Regions from separate parts of the Homo sapiens genome. Here region 2 is linked to region 1. The links are chromatin loops, found by intact Hi-C in ENCODE. Cell type or tissue: HepG2. All regions are shown on one strand. Each heading gives the region's core, and the rest is flanking DNA. Links, peaks and the distances in the headings are about the cores only.

What was found. Peaks named below come from ENCODE experiments on the same cell type or tissue, not always from the same donor. Only the 100,000 strongest peaks of a DNase experiment are listed, where the experiment ranks them.
Region 2: a loop joins it to region 1, with 3 times the contacts of the local background. A loop is called at or near these places in 3 of 110 quality-filtered maps.

Annotation. Positions count from the first base shown.
Region 1 is chr4:109,971,705-109,984,123 of GRCh38, forward strand. It overlaps EGF (epidermal growth factor), which reads left to right. Exons shown (of 24, transcript NM_001963.6): 12 at 2,999-3,103; 13 at 4,308-4,531; 14 at 8,268-8,435; 15 at 9,122-9,271; 16 at 11,718-11,837. Among named protein-coding and RNA genes, the nearest start is that of EGF, 65 kb to the left of the region's middle. RefSeq lists an enhancer at 8,135-9,334. In HepG2, for the core only: a CTCF peak has its summit at 6,406 (motif pointing left); no DNase peak of the experiment used is centred there.
Region 2 is chr4:109,651,873-109,654,372 of GRCh38, forward strand. The region is part of intron 1 of MCUB (mitochondrial calcium uniporter dominant negative subunit beta); the gene reads left to right. Among named protein-coding and RNA genes, the nearest start is that of CASP6, 50 kb to the right of the region's middle. In HepG2, for the core only: a CTCF peak has its summit at 1,090; no DNase peak of the experiment used is centred there.

The DNA of each region.
Region 1 (12,419 bases), core at 5,054-7,553:
AATGAGAGGTTTATGGTTTGGAAACCTTGATATTACCTAGAAATTGGATGTAAATAACTGAGATTCCAATCTCATAATATTAGATCACATGGTAACTCTTAGCCAATCAAAAGGGGCAAAGTGGGATGCTTGCAGTTCCTTTTTGGCCTAGGAAAAGACAGATTCAAATTAACATCTAAATGTAGGAAGGAAGCACATTGAAAATTCCAATGGTAATGCTGTTATTTAGTATCAAGGAATACTGATTCCTAAAGTCAATTGCCTAGTAAAGAATCAAGAAGGTAAAAATATAAGCTATCTATTTATTCATTCTTTTGAGGTAACAAAAACTAATATGAGGTAAAAAAAAAAATCACTCTTCTAGGGTTGTTGATGGACACCTCTTACCCTAGAAGGAGGGTGAGTTTTTCTCTTGGAGGATCTCAGTGACACTGGGACAATTAGATAATGGTTAGAGAGAGAAGGACACACCTCTAGATTAAAGGTGATGCTTGAACTCCCATGAACTCAAATATCCCTGCTGGTCTTTGGTTTCTCACTACCAACACTGGAGTTTGAGATTTGCTCTCTAGCTGAATCAAATAGAAGTATATTAGGTGAACACCTTGGGGGAGCTTTAAAAGTAAATTCCAGCGATCTTGCCTTGAGACAGCTGCACAGTCAGGAGCTTATGTCGTTCTCGTCTCATCACTTAATTCCTGCCCGAAACAGAATTTAGAGATGATGTCTCTCATCTCTAAGATGATTAGAGATCATCATGAGATCAGAAGTGACAGTTTCATCTCCCCTGGTCACAAGCAAGTGGCCTCAGAATTTCTTCCCTCCCACCAAGGGAAGAGGCACAGTGACAGTTGTGTCTGAGAACAGAACTTGACACATTAAGTTCAAAAATATCTTCCACCCAGCAGTATCCTTCTTATGACCACTTCATCCGGGAGTAAAATTATCTTTTTAAAGTGGCACTGGAGTAGAAATGGTTTCAAATTCTCCACTGCCTTTAGTTGGTAGTTTGCAAAGTGTTTCCAACCCAGCATAGTCACTGAGCCAGTTTTACCTTCACCTCTCTTCTGCATACTGCCTGTGAATAAGGCCCTGTGCATAGAGCACTGTGCATGTAGTCCTGTTCCCTACACAGCACCTAGAAAATAGTTGGTGAACCAGCCACCAGAGAAGGTCTCCTTAGCATTCTGTAAAACCGGGAGGAGGGAATGGCCCTACCTTGTGTTTCTAGGCAGGCTTGTTTCATGCAGACATTGCCCTCAAGAGCAAGGTGAGAGGCCTTTAACAGATGTTTATTGAATGAATTAAAGGTGGTTATATATTCTGGTTTGCAGCAGGGAAACAGGGAAAGCAGGCAGTACATTGGGAAAGGGAGGCTCTTCTTAGCCCTATTTATATCCTGTCTGCCTGTGGTCCCACCTGCTGCAAGAAGCTGCTGATCGTCCCTTGTTTGCTCCTGAAGGGGGCAGGGATGCTATAGAGTCATGTTTAGCATTTAAATTCATCCAGTTTTCTCCATTTCTTCTGCTACTGTTTTATCTCCTCACCGTCATCTCCTGCCTGCCTCGCCCTTTCACACTAAAGCCACAGCAAACTTTCTAAAGTGCAAGTATAACTGCCCCACATTCTTTAGGTCCTGTACTTTAGAACTTGTATATGTACATTCCCTTGCTTAGGGTACTCTTTCCATCCCCACCCACCTTTGCCTGGCTGCCTGCTTCTCATCTTCGTTTGTTATTATCTTCAGGAATCCTTCTCTGATCCCTGCTTGGCTGGGCTACCCACTCTGTCACCCTCCCTGAGTCTTCCAATTACATTCTTTACATCCTTCTTTTCAGCATGTGCTTTCATTTGCTGTGTTATAATCCCCTCTCCCTCTTTCCCCTCTTACTTCCCCCGACCTCTCCTCCTTCCCTTTCCCTCCACCTTTTCTTCCCCTCCCCGTCCAGTCCACCTAACCCTTTCTCTTCCCCTCCCACCTCTGCCTCTCTCTCCCTCTGTTCCTGTTGAACTATGAGCTCTATAAGGACAGAGACAGGGCTTTATTTACTATTGTATCTCCAATGCTTAGACCAATCCCTGACACACAGTTGGTGCTCAGTAAATATTTGTTTGACAAATAAATAGAAAAATCAGGAAATAAGAATTTTCTACCCTGCCAGATTCCATTGGGTTATTTAATGTAAAGATTAGCAAGTAATATTTCAGTACCATTGGCCCTGTTTATCTACAGCTTCCACATCTGAGGATTCGACCAACCTTGGATCAAAAATATTCAAAAATTAAATTAAATTAAAAATAAGAATACAGTCATAAAAAATAATACAAATAAAAACCAATAACTTATAACTGTATTTACATAGCATTTACATTACATGAGGTATAAGTAATCTAGAGATGATTTAAAGTGTACAGGAGAATGTACATAGATTGTATCCAAATACTGTGCCATTTTATATCAGGGAATTGAGCATCCTTGGAGAGTTCTGGTACCAATCCCCCACAGATGCCAAGGGACAATTTTACTCCCATTTGTCTTAGAATTAAATGGAAGAAAATTAAAGCCAATGTAAATCTCCACCTACTGTCTCTGTGCTGGCTTGTCTCCCTCGTCTTCATGATCCCATGAGGATAACAGTCTCTTTGCTTCTGGCTTCCATTGGTTTCAGCAGGAGATTGGAAGTTATAAAGAGAATGTCCTCACCCAGCCACTGACACGATCCTTTTACCTTGTCCTGTCATTGTGTATTTTCATTACCTGGAATAAATATTGGGATGCTAATTAAAAGTGTTTACAAATATAAAATTTGTGGGCTTATTGCTGCTACTTTGTTTGTGGGTGGGGGAGAGAGAAAGAGTAAGAGATAGGGAGAGAGAAACAGAAATAGGAGCTGGTTTAGAATGCCTATCTTTGCATTTCAGAAAGAGGAGAAAGGAGTATTTTTGTTTGAAAAGTAAAGGTGTTATAACAAACTCCCTTATTTTGCACATATTTTAGGAAATCTCTGATTGGAAGGAGTGATTTAAATGGGAAACGTTCCAAAATAATCACTAAGGAGAACATCTCTCAACCACGAGGAATTGCTGTTCATCCAATGGCCAAGTAGGTATTTGTAAAAATAAGGCACTGCTCTGCAGAGGTCATGTGACAGTTCATGGTTGATATGCTAGTGTCCAAAACCAGAAACCAAGAAAATCCATGCAATTTGTTCAAATCTTCAGCATGAATTCCTCATGCTTTTAATGTCTTGATTTTCTATTCTTGTATAATAATTTTATTGTTAATATGCTCTTTTAAATAAATTCAGTTTGTTTTTGAAAGAAAAATGCACTGTAATTCATTAACCAACTAGACTCAAGCTCATTCATCTACTTTCTTTAAAAATTTGCATTGTTGTTTACTGAGCAGAAAAGGATATTTGGATTATATGACTTATAGATTCTGTTTAGAAAAATCACAAGATATAGGTCATTCCTAGATTTTAGATGACAGAAAACAGAAACTGTGAAAGGTTAGAAGACTGTGCTGTTAATTGTGAGTTAGTGACACATTTTCATTTACAGATTAGAGATTTAAGGACAATAAAGAATTTCTTCCTAGTTGTTAAAAAACAAAGATAAAAACCAACCCTATTTTATTTACACTGGAAATTTCACAATGATTTATGGGAGATAATATATTGATAGTAGTTGATAATTGATTTGGAGCCAGCCAAATGATTAAAACTGTGAGAACGTAACCATTTCTAAATAGGCCAATAAAAATTATGAACCATATTGACTTCAAAAAAAATGTGCCCAGCACCTGATTTATGGAAGTTGAAATTAACTGAGTTAATAGAGTACATTGCATAAAACTGGGTAACAGATAAATATGATCTTTCCTTTATGTTGTAGTTTTACAAATGCAGTGAATTTTACATATGCATAACAGAAGAACAGGCGAGCAAGATTTCATTGCCTTTTTGCAGTACAAAATGCTAATTCAAGAATATTTTACTCAAGCCTATTTACTCATGACTATTTTATTAGTCATATATTGCAATTTTTAAACCAATTTCTTTTTTAATCTAATGATCTGAGCTTTAATTCAACATTTCTTTTCGAAGATGCTTTACATAGACAAGTTAATTGCTCTGCATTTCAAAATTATTTGCCGAACATACAGCGCTATCTCTTCTTCTGTATTCCTTAGTGTACCACTTTAGTATATCATGAGGTAATTTACATTGATATTTTCAATGATGAAAGAACAGAATAATTTATTTCATGCAGATATTATTTGTTGTGTGCTTTCTTGATTAAAGGAGATTATTCTGGACTGATACAGGGATTAATCCACGAATTGAAAGTTCTTCCCTCCAAGGCCTTGGCCGTCTGGTTATAGCCAGCTCTGATCTAATCTGGCCCAGTGGAATAACGATTGACTTCTTAACTGACAAGTTGTACTGGTGCGATGCCAAGCAGTCTGTGATTGAAATGGCCAATCTGGATGGTTCAAAACGCCGAAGACTTACCCAGAATGATGTAGGTGAGGCTTTGGGATGGGCGATTTTTTCATCTTGACTGAGTGTTTATGAGTGTTAAATACAAAATATGTTTACACACACACACATACCACTTAGCCGTATGGGTGAATATGGAATAGAGACAGACTTCTCCAGGGAATCATGAGCTGCAAAGCTTACCTTAACATTGGAATACGGGGTAAAAAATAGTGTTGCGTAATCATTTCTCTTTCTGAGAAGTCCCAAAATCAGAATGAAAATATTAAAATTTTCTAAACTCCTTTAGGAATAAGAACTTGGTTCAGCTGTTTTCATTTCTTATGTTTTAGAAAAGTTGTTTCACAACAGTGATATTATAGGCAATTTTAGGCATGAATGAATGTCAGTTGATAACTTGTGCAAAGATTAATATAGTTTCCTCCCCTATTATTTTCAGATTTTACATGGGGTGTCATATATTTTCATAAATATCTTTAAAACATTGTAGCTCATGCCAGCTGTTAAAAGAAGTACAAAATGGCAATGAAATAAGCAGTGGGAAATTTATTTTGACTCCAGGAATGTACAAAGACAGTATTTAAACTGGGCCATGTGGTAAATAGATGATGACAAAAGATTATAAGCCTGCAAAAATTGGCCTTTGTATGTTAGTACTACCAGGATATGTTGACTAAACTTAAATTCTGAATTTAGTAGAGGGGCATTGAATGTTCTTGCACATAAAATGTATATGTTAAGATTGGCATCTCTGGATAGCTGCTTAGGTAAAGTATAGGAGTTCGATTGGAATTTGGAGAGAAGGAAATCTGTTAGAAGCCTATAGTGGTTGTCCAGGCAACAACTGGTGATGGTCTGAGTTTGAACATTGTCATTTAAAAATGGAATGAAGGATTATGATATTAAAAATTATTGTGCATAAAAAATTAAGAGGATTTTGTAACAGATTGCATATAGAAAATGAGAGCCAGGGAAGTGTTGAAGATGCTTTGGAGAGTTAGAAATTGGTTGGGAAGATGAAAAAACATGGTTTCTCTCATTTAGGAAGAAGCTAACCAACTAATAATCTGTATAAGATACCTATTTTGCCCATTCTCTTTGGCTTAAGATAAGTATAATTTAAAATTTTATGTATTTATAAGATTCTCTAAAAATTAAAGATATACTTCACAATAAGTGATATGCTTATGCACAACCTTAGACTTTATCATCCTTTTACTTCAGGGGTATTTATTGACACATTACAGGAACTGAAGATACAGTGGAGGGTAAAACAAATATGATATCTGCAAAGCCAAGGAATCTAGTGCAGAACACATACATTACTAAAAAAAAAAAAATCATCCAGGCTGGGCATGGTGGCTCACACCTGTAATCCCAGCACTTTGGGAGGCCAAGGTGGGAGGATCACTAGAGCCCAGGAGTTCGAGTCCAGCCTGGCCAACATGGCGAAACTCTGCTCCACTAAAAATACAAAAATTAGCTGGGCATGGTGGTGAGTGCCTGTAATCCCTCTGCCACTCAGGAGGCTGAGGTGAAAAGATCACTTGAGCCTGGGATGTTGAGGCTGTAGTGAGCCGTGATTGTGCAACTGTACTCCAGCCTGGGTGACGGAGTGAAACCGTCTCAAAAAATACAAAAACCAAAAAATACATCACCCAAATAAATGTAAAATTGTATCTTTGACATAAAAAGGTAGAAAGGAATTTGAAAATTTCTAACCCGAATGTGAGGACACTATATTTTAAACTAAAAAGCATAGCAGATACTTTGTGTATCATTTATATTGCTACTATATTGTATGACTAATACAACTATTGAAGGCCATTATCAAATAATTTTATATTAAATTATGTAAGTAACATTCCCATTATTACAGTGCCATCTACTGGTATATATGTGGTGGCTTCCCAGCTGCCAGTTAAGAATTTCTTCTAAGAGTGGATGTTCCATGCTGTTACCACAAAAATGATAACTGAGGTAATGCATTTGTTAATTGGCTAGATTCAGCCATTCCACAATGTATATATATTTTAAAACATCATGTTGTATGCAATAAAAACATATAATATTGTTTGTACATTAAAAATGTATTTTAAAAGGTTGAAGATATTCTTAATTTAAAATGCAATTAATTGTGGTTCTTCTGTAAACAAAAAATAAGAAAGATTATGTCTAGTGTGAGGTATTTGTTTAAACACTATAGCTAATTCTAACATGTGCTTTAACATGGATTAATTCCTGAGGACATTATGCCAAGTGAAATAAGCTAGTCACAAAAAGACACGTACTGTACAATTCCAATTATTTGAGGTATCTAGAGTAGCCAAATTCATAGGAAAAGAAAGGAGAATGGTGGTTTCCAGGGGATGTGGGAGAGGAAATGAGAAGTTGTTTAATGGACATAGAGTTTCAGTTTTGCAAGATGAAAAAATTCTGGAGATTGGTTGTACAACAATGTGTGAATGTACTTAACACTACTGAACTTAGAAATGGTTGAGCTGTTAAGTTTTCTGTTATGCTTTTTCACCATGATAAAAAAGAACTATAGCTATGTTAAAAATTCCCTTGCTGTACTTAAGGCTTTAATTTGGGACAAAGGGCCAGAGACTAGAATGAATCTTAATGACCCTGATCAACAATGATAAGTGGAGACTCATTGTAACCAGAACAAGTTATTTGAGTTTGCCACCAGTAGGGGAAGACATTCATTCTAATCTGTCAAATCCATTGTTCGTTTACAAAAAGAGTGGTCTGTGGGAATGTGAGTAGCCTTGATTAAAACATCCAACTTCAGCCTCCTTAGCTTTAGTCTCTAACCACCTGAGATAGAACGTTAAAACATTCCCTTGCGTATTCAATACTTGCATGCCTTCTCAGAGCAGTTCCAGTGGCACAGAGAGGTAGGTTTGGTGAAGGTGGGCTCAGAAAGATGCCCACTTACTGTTAGTAGGAGGCATGAAAATGGAGGCAGCTGATAATAAATGACTCTTTCAAAAATGTGGCTAAAAAGGGAAGGAAAGAGACAAGGAGGAGCTAGAGGGGTCACGGGGATGAGGAAATGAAGATGGGAGAGAGGTTATAGTAGACAGAGGGAACAAAGCTAGTGGAATGAAGAGAGGGAAGATGTAAGAGAAAGGGGGTGGTCGTTGATGGATCCAGGCCCTAGAGAAGGCAGGAAGGGTGACATCAGGGGCACAGGTCAATATTAAATAAGGAGAGAGGGGAAAGAAGGTGGGGGACTAATGCAGGCAAATGTGTTGGTGGAGATGGGAATGTGGGGAGACTCTTATACAATTACCTCAAATTTTGAAAAATCCTTACAAGAACTTGTGAATTTGATCTACCCCTTATTACTGCTGCTCAAAAGAGTAGGAACCTAAGGCAAAGAGTGGTAAGATAAGTTACTCGAGTTTAGTCTATAAGTAGCGACAGATGTACTAAACAAGGAAAATTCCACCTTTCTCCTTCATGGGGCTAGGACGACAATCAGCCCACATTCTCCCACTCTGCAACTGCTGGGTGATAGTGGGCCTTGCTGGGACCTCATGCCACTATGCTCCCATTCTAAGGTGACGTTCCCTCCTCATGTGGGCTTTCCTTGAGGCAGGTGTGTGAGTCGGTGGCTCACTCATAACTTGCTGAGTAGCTAAAGAGCTGATTTAGTGTAGGAATGTTGTGTAAATTTCAAGCCTTGTCCTTTCGTAAATAGTCATTGCAAAGACAAAGAAGGTGTATTTAACAAACTTGAATTGTTTCCAGGTCACCCATTTGCTGTAGCAGTGTTTGAGGATTATGTGTGGTTCTCAGATTGGGCTATGCCATCAGTAATGAGAGTAAACAAGAGGACTGGCAAAGATAGAGTACGTCTCCAAGGCAGCATGCTGAAGCCCTCATCACTGGTTGTGGTTCATCCATTGGCAAAACCAGGTACATACTGGAGATGTTACACAGTCTTTCCTTGGCTGGAATCTGCAACTGTTTTAATTGTTTGATGTCATGCAGTTGGCGGGGGGGTGGAGGGGATTTTGTAACTTTCACTAACTGTGTAGATGTTAAGATTTTCTAAGATTTAAGTTTGTTTAAGACAATCTGGTAGTTTGGTAATTGGGGCTTTATCCCTCCAATTTCACCTCTTTTCTTGAACAACTTTTACTTACCTGCTGCATTTCGAAGAGCCTTGGGTTAAGGCAGGCAATTTAGACACCGGCAGTGGAAGCTTCTGTCGACACTTGGACCTTTCCATACCCCTGAGGAGTGAGCAAATGGAAAAGGCATTTCACATTTTATAGTAGCTCTTCTTTCTGAATTGCTCTTTGTCAGTTTGACTAGATGATGAGTCAGGAAATAAGAATCACATTTGACTAAAGAGCTTCTTGAAAAAAGTGCTGGCTATACCCAGTACTAATAAGGTAATAACATTCTGGGCTTATCTTAGAATCAGTGGCTCCTTGGGGGAACTCTTCTGAAATAGCTATTGATATACCCTCTATTTAGATACACTGCATTTCTCTCCCTAAAAGCTATAGCTCCCTAAAAGCAAGCTGTAGACTTGCATTAATGGCATCCTTTTCATCTTCAAACCCACTTGTGAATTTGTTTCTTTTCTCTACTAGGAGCAGATCCCTGCTTATATCAAAACGGAGGCTGTGAACATATTTGCAAAAAGAGGCTTGGAACTGCTTGGTGTTCGTGTCGTGAAGGTTTTATGAAAGCCTCAGATGGGAAAACGTGTCTGGCTCTGGATGGTCATCAGCTGTTGGCAGGTAATATAATAAATTATGTGGCAAATTACCTAACGTTGGCTCAGAAATACAGCTGTACATCAATCTTTATGCTTTTGCTGATTTTGAATATTTTGGATGTTAAAAGTTCTCCTGTTTTTAGGAATGCTAAGAATTTGTTTGTTTATTTGTTCTCTTCTGCTGAGTTTTGAGTTCCTTATTACAGGCAAAATTCAATTGACCTCTAGTGGTAACAGTCTTAAGCTCCAAGCCCTCCACCTCCCCATTTATAGTGGAGTGGGTCCCAGGCTTGGAAATAAATGCCAAAATGCTATCACCTCACAAAAATGTTCAGCGATATTTTGTTTAGAAGTTTTATGTCCTCAATTTTAGAGGTAGTAGTATATGATCTCTTATCACATGACAGGTCTTAATAAGAAAATCAAAGTCCTTTATAAAAAATAACTTCAGGATATCAGACAAATGTGGGAAATCCAGCCTGAGAAGGCTTGTGATGTACTTTTTTACAAACTAGATATGACTTTGAGGAAGAGGAAGAGTAAACCAAGTGTGAGGTATAACCAGTAGTACTTATTTGCCTCCCTTGAATGTGCACCCAAACAATCTGGGCATCTGTGGATTCATCCCTTGATATCTTTCTAGCAGAAATATACCAAAGATAATTTACATTTTATTAAATTTTTTAAAAATTTATATTTATCTGGTAGGCATGGTGTAAATATAAGTAAAGTAACAGATTGATGAAAAATAAACAAAAGTTATGCAATGAAAAAAAGAGGCTAGTTTCAGCTCACAATTCAAAATTTACTTATGTTTTTCCTCTAGCTAACCATCATAACTTTAGTATGCACTGAAAGAATTTATATGCATTTCTTATTTTATTACATAGAGTGTTAAAAAGCTGTGTAGTCAATGGTCAAGAGTTTTAAAAATTAATAATTCTTATTGATTCACAACAATCTTCTTGTGAAACTGGGTTTTATTTTTATTTTTTGAGACAGGGTCTCCCTCTGTTGCTCAGGCTGGAGTACAGTGGCATGTTCATGGCTCACTGCAGCCTTGGCCCCACCCAGGCTCAAATAGCTGGGACCCTACCTTAGCCTCCTAGTAGCTGGGACCACAGGCATGCACCACCATGCCTGGCTAATTTATTTTTATTTTTATTTAATTTATTTAAATTATTAATTATTAATGTATTTAAATTATTAATTTATTTTATTTTATTTTTATTTTTTGTAGAGACAAGGTCATGCTATGTTGCCTAGGCTGGTCTTGAACTTCTGGCCTCAAGTGGTCTTCCCACCTCGGCCTCCCAAAGTGCTGGGATTATAGGTGTAAGCTACCCTGCCCAGCCAATTTTTTTTTCTTTTTCTTTTTCTTTTAATTTTTTTGAGACAGGGTCTTGCTCTGTCACCCAGGCTGGAGTGCAGTGGCAAGATCTCAGCTCACTGCAACCTCTGCCTCTAGGGTTCAAGAGATTCTCCTGCCTCAGCCTCCCGAGTAGCTGGGATTACAGGCGTGCACCATCATGCCCAGCTGATTTTTGTATTTTTAGTAGAGACAGGGTTTCACCATGTTGGCCAGGCTGGTCTCAAACTCTTGGCCTCATGTGATCCACCCGCCTTGGCCTCCCAAAGTGCTGGGATTACAGACATGAGCCACCGTGCCCGGCCTTTTTTCTTTTCTTTTCTTTTCTTTTTTAATATGAGTGTGTGGCAGTGAAGAGCTCAGCTACTGGTAGAGTTTGCTGTCATTTCCTTTTTCCATACTAAGACACCAGCTGTTGCCCACATTCCTTTTGCCATATCAGTACAAATGTGAACATGGTGGAAAAAGGCAGTTAACTTTATAGTATTATTATGAAAAGAATTATGACTTTAGGGACATTCTGAAGGATGAGCCCAGGGTTCTGTGGATCACAGTTTAGAAAACTGCTGTCTTACAGAATCCATTTCTCCCCTGTTCTGAGAGTGGGCAGTGCGAGAATCTTATGCCTGTATTAAATCATGACTTTTTAATGTCCTTTCATATTATAAGATGTAGGTAAAATCAGGCTAAAATAAGCATGAAAGCAGCATAAAGGAGGAAGCATGTGTATGGAAGACAAGTTGGGAAGATCATCTATTTTGTCCTTAATAACCGTGGGCTGTGATTATGAGCTGATCATGTCCCTGAGGGTTTTGGTATTTTACTCTTGTTTTTTGCCAGTACCTGAAAGAGTCCTATCTTTCTTCCGTACTGGTTCCTTATCCCCCGAATCATTAAGTGCTCAGTGAAAATGAGAGGGTGTGGGATAGCAGGGTGAGGTTTACTAAGTTACCAAGACCCTGACAGTTTCTCTGAATCCTCTTACTGTAAGAATGAGTCTGAACTCACAACCAATGAATAGTCGTAAACATAAATGAAATCAAACTTTTTTTTTGAAACAGAAAAGCTAAATTTAATTGCATCTATTGACCTTCAATAGGTGGTGAAGTTGATCTAAAGAACCAAGTAACACCATTGGACATCTTGTCCAAGACTAGAGTGTCAGAAGATAACATTACAGAATCTCAACACATGCTAGTGGCTGAAATCATGGTGTCAGGTATGAATAACTAGTTCTCCAATATACCTTTGGTTCCAACAGTTTCCATCCTACCAATGAGAAATTTTGAATTACCTTTCTAACTTAATATTGCCTAAGTTCTACACAAGGCTAATGAAACCAAACCTTGGACTCAAGTCTGTCTCTTCTGAATGATGTGCCTGAGAAAGATGGCTGCATATTAGTCTGGACATAAACAGGACACCTTGAGAGTCTTTGGGTGTGAGTCTTTGTTCTGTGAAGAAACAAAGTAACTTGGAAACAAAAGTAAAACACAGGACAACATATTTGAATGTATTTCCATCCACCCCTGATATTTTTGGTATTTGGTCCACCTTGCTGTTTTTCTATTAGCCTGAAAAGTTGATAGTAATTGATAAACAAATATAGGTTGAGCACTTCAATTGCTGCAGAAAGTCCACAAACAGCAAATGTTGGAATTCTTTTCTTCTGTGTTGCACATTTGTCACTAAAATGCCAAATCATGTGTTCAGTATGTAACAACTTTAGGGAACTTAAGTCTTTCTTGTTCCATATTCACCTAGGAGGTCAGTGGTTTTTCCAGCTGGGTTCAGCTCAGCC
Region 2 (2,500 bases), core at 1-2,500, 320 kb before region 1:
TTTTTTTCTGAGCCTATTTCCCATGTGGAGGCCGTCTTCATCCCATTTGGGCTATGACACCCACACTAATTGCGCCTCCACTGTTTAGAAACCTTCCTCGCCACCCTTCTGTAGGCCAAAAGTTAAAGTTCAAGGTGTTGGCTCAGTTGGTTTCTTCTGAAGCCTTCTTGGCTTGTACATGGCTGTTTTGTAAATGGCTGTCTTCTCCCTGTGTCCTCACACCGTCTTTCTTCTGGGTGTACATGTCTGTCCAAATCACCACTTCTTGTAAAGACACCAGTTATGTCGGATTAGGGCCTATACTAATGACCTCATTTTAACTTAACCTCTTTAAAGTACAGTCACATTCTGAGGTACTAGGGGTTAAGACTTCAATATATGAATTTGCAGGGGGTGGGGCACAGTTCAGCTCATAATAGTGTTCTATTCAGCTTCCACTTGAGTTTAGTTCTCTTCTTCCTGAAGAAGTTCTTTAGCAAAAATCTGTGGAAATAAGCCATAATCTTGATTATACCTGAAAAACTCATTTCTTTCAGCCTTGCTGTAATCTCTTTTGTGCTGCTGTAACAGAACCATAGACTGGGTAATTAATAATGAACAGAAATGTATTTAGTTCACAGTTCTGGAGGCTGGAAAATCCAAGATTGAGAGGTCGCATCTGGTCAGGTTCTTCTTGCTGCATTATCCCATGGCAGAAGGTGAAAGGGCAAGAGGCGGAGAGAGAAAGCTCAATCAAACCCGCAGCCTCAGGCCCTTTTATAATTGGCATCAATCCATTTATGAAGGTGGAGCCCTCATGACCTAAGCACCTCCCATTAGATCCCACCTCCCAGCACCGTTGCATTGGGCATTAGGTTTCCAACACATGGACTCTGGGGGACACAATCAAATCACAGCAAGCCTGAAGTAATTTTCCTGAGCATAATATTCTAGGTTGGTAATTATTTTCCTTAGCATCTTGAAAACATTCCTGCATTTATTTAACGTGTATTTACTGAGCCCCTATTATGTTTCAGGCGCCATTCTAGGTGCTGGGGATACAGCAGTGAACCAGACCAAGTCCCTGCCTGCTCCTGGGGAGTATGCACTCTAGTGGGAGGAAATGAAATGGCATTTGTACAAATTGTATGAACATAAGCTTTCATTTCTCTAGGGTAAAGAGCTAGGGGTGGGATTACTGGGTCACATATAAATGTATATTTAACTTTATAAAGAACGGTCAGGCTGGGTGTGGTGGCTCACGCCTGTAATCCCAGCACTTTGGGAGGCTGAGGCGGGCGGATCGCGAGGTTAGGAGTTCAAGACCAGCCTGACCAACCTGGTAGAAACCCCGTCTCTACTAAAAATACACAAAAAATTAGCCAGGCTTGGTGGCATGCACCCGTAATCCCAGCTAGTCAGGAGGCTGAGGCAGGAGAATCACTTGAACCTGGGAAGTGGAGGTTGCAGTGAGCCGAGTTCATGCCACTGCACTCCAGCCTGGGGGACAGAGCAAGACCCCGTCTTAAGAAAAAAAAAAAAAGAAAGAACTGCCAAATGTTTTCCAGAATAGTTTTACCATTTACATTCTTGCCAGCAATATATGAGAATTAGTTGCTTTTTGTATTCCTAGAGTTTCTATGTCTTTCCGTGTTGCACCTAGGAGAGTTATTGTCCAATTCATTCGTTTTCTATTGACTTTATTCAGACTAGAATTTAGGCTATTAAGGTGGGTTTTTTTTGAGATGGAGTTTCACTCTTGTTGCCCAGGCTGGAGTGCAGTGGTGTAATCTTGGCTTACTGCAAACTCCACCTCCCGGGTTCGAGTGAGTCTTCTGCCTCAGCCACCTGAGTAGCTGGGACTACAGGCCTGCACCCTATATCCAGCTAATTTTGTATTTTTTGTAGAGATGGGGTTTCACCATGTTGGTCAGATTGGTCTTGAACTCCTGACATCAGGTGATCCACCTGCCTTGGCCTTCCAAAGTGCTGGGATTACAGGCATGAGCCATTGCGCCCAGCCTAAGATGGGCTTTTTACATGTACATAGACCTTTTTTGTTTCCAGGAATTCTAATTAGTTAATCATAGTCACTCATTTTTGTTTTATTTCTACCAACTTTAGTATCATAATTTCTTGTTCATTTTCTGGAAGCCAGTTATCCCTTTTATCTTTGTGAAGACACTAAATATAATTTATGTTAACATCAGTTTTGGAAGACTCTTATTTTCTCTAAAGTAAATTAATCTTAAAAATAAATGTGTTGTTTTTTTTTTCTTAGCATTTAATTCCTCATGTATTCAAATTTTGGATTACAGATTCTAAGTAGGAATTTATCCTTCTTTCTGCACTTACCCTTTTCTGTCTAGTAATTTTATATTGCTTCCAACTGGATTCCTGTGGCCTGAGCCAGCTCTTAAATTACCAGCATAAGATCCCTGTCCTGGATGTTATAGTGATACTTAAGATCATATATCAGCCAGGTGTGGTGGCTCACGCCTGTAATCCCAGCACTTTGGGA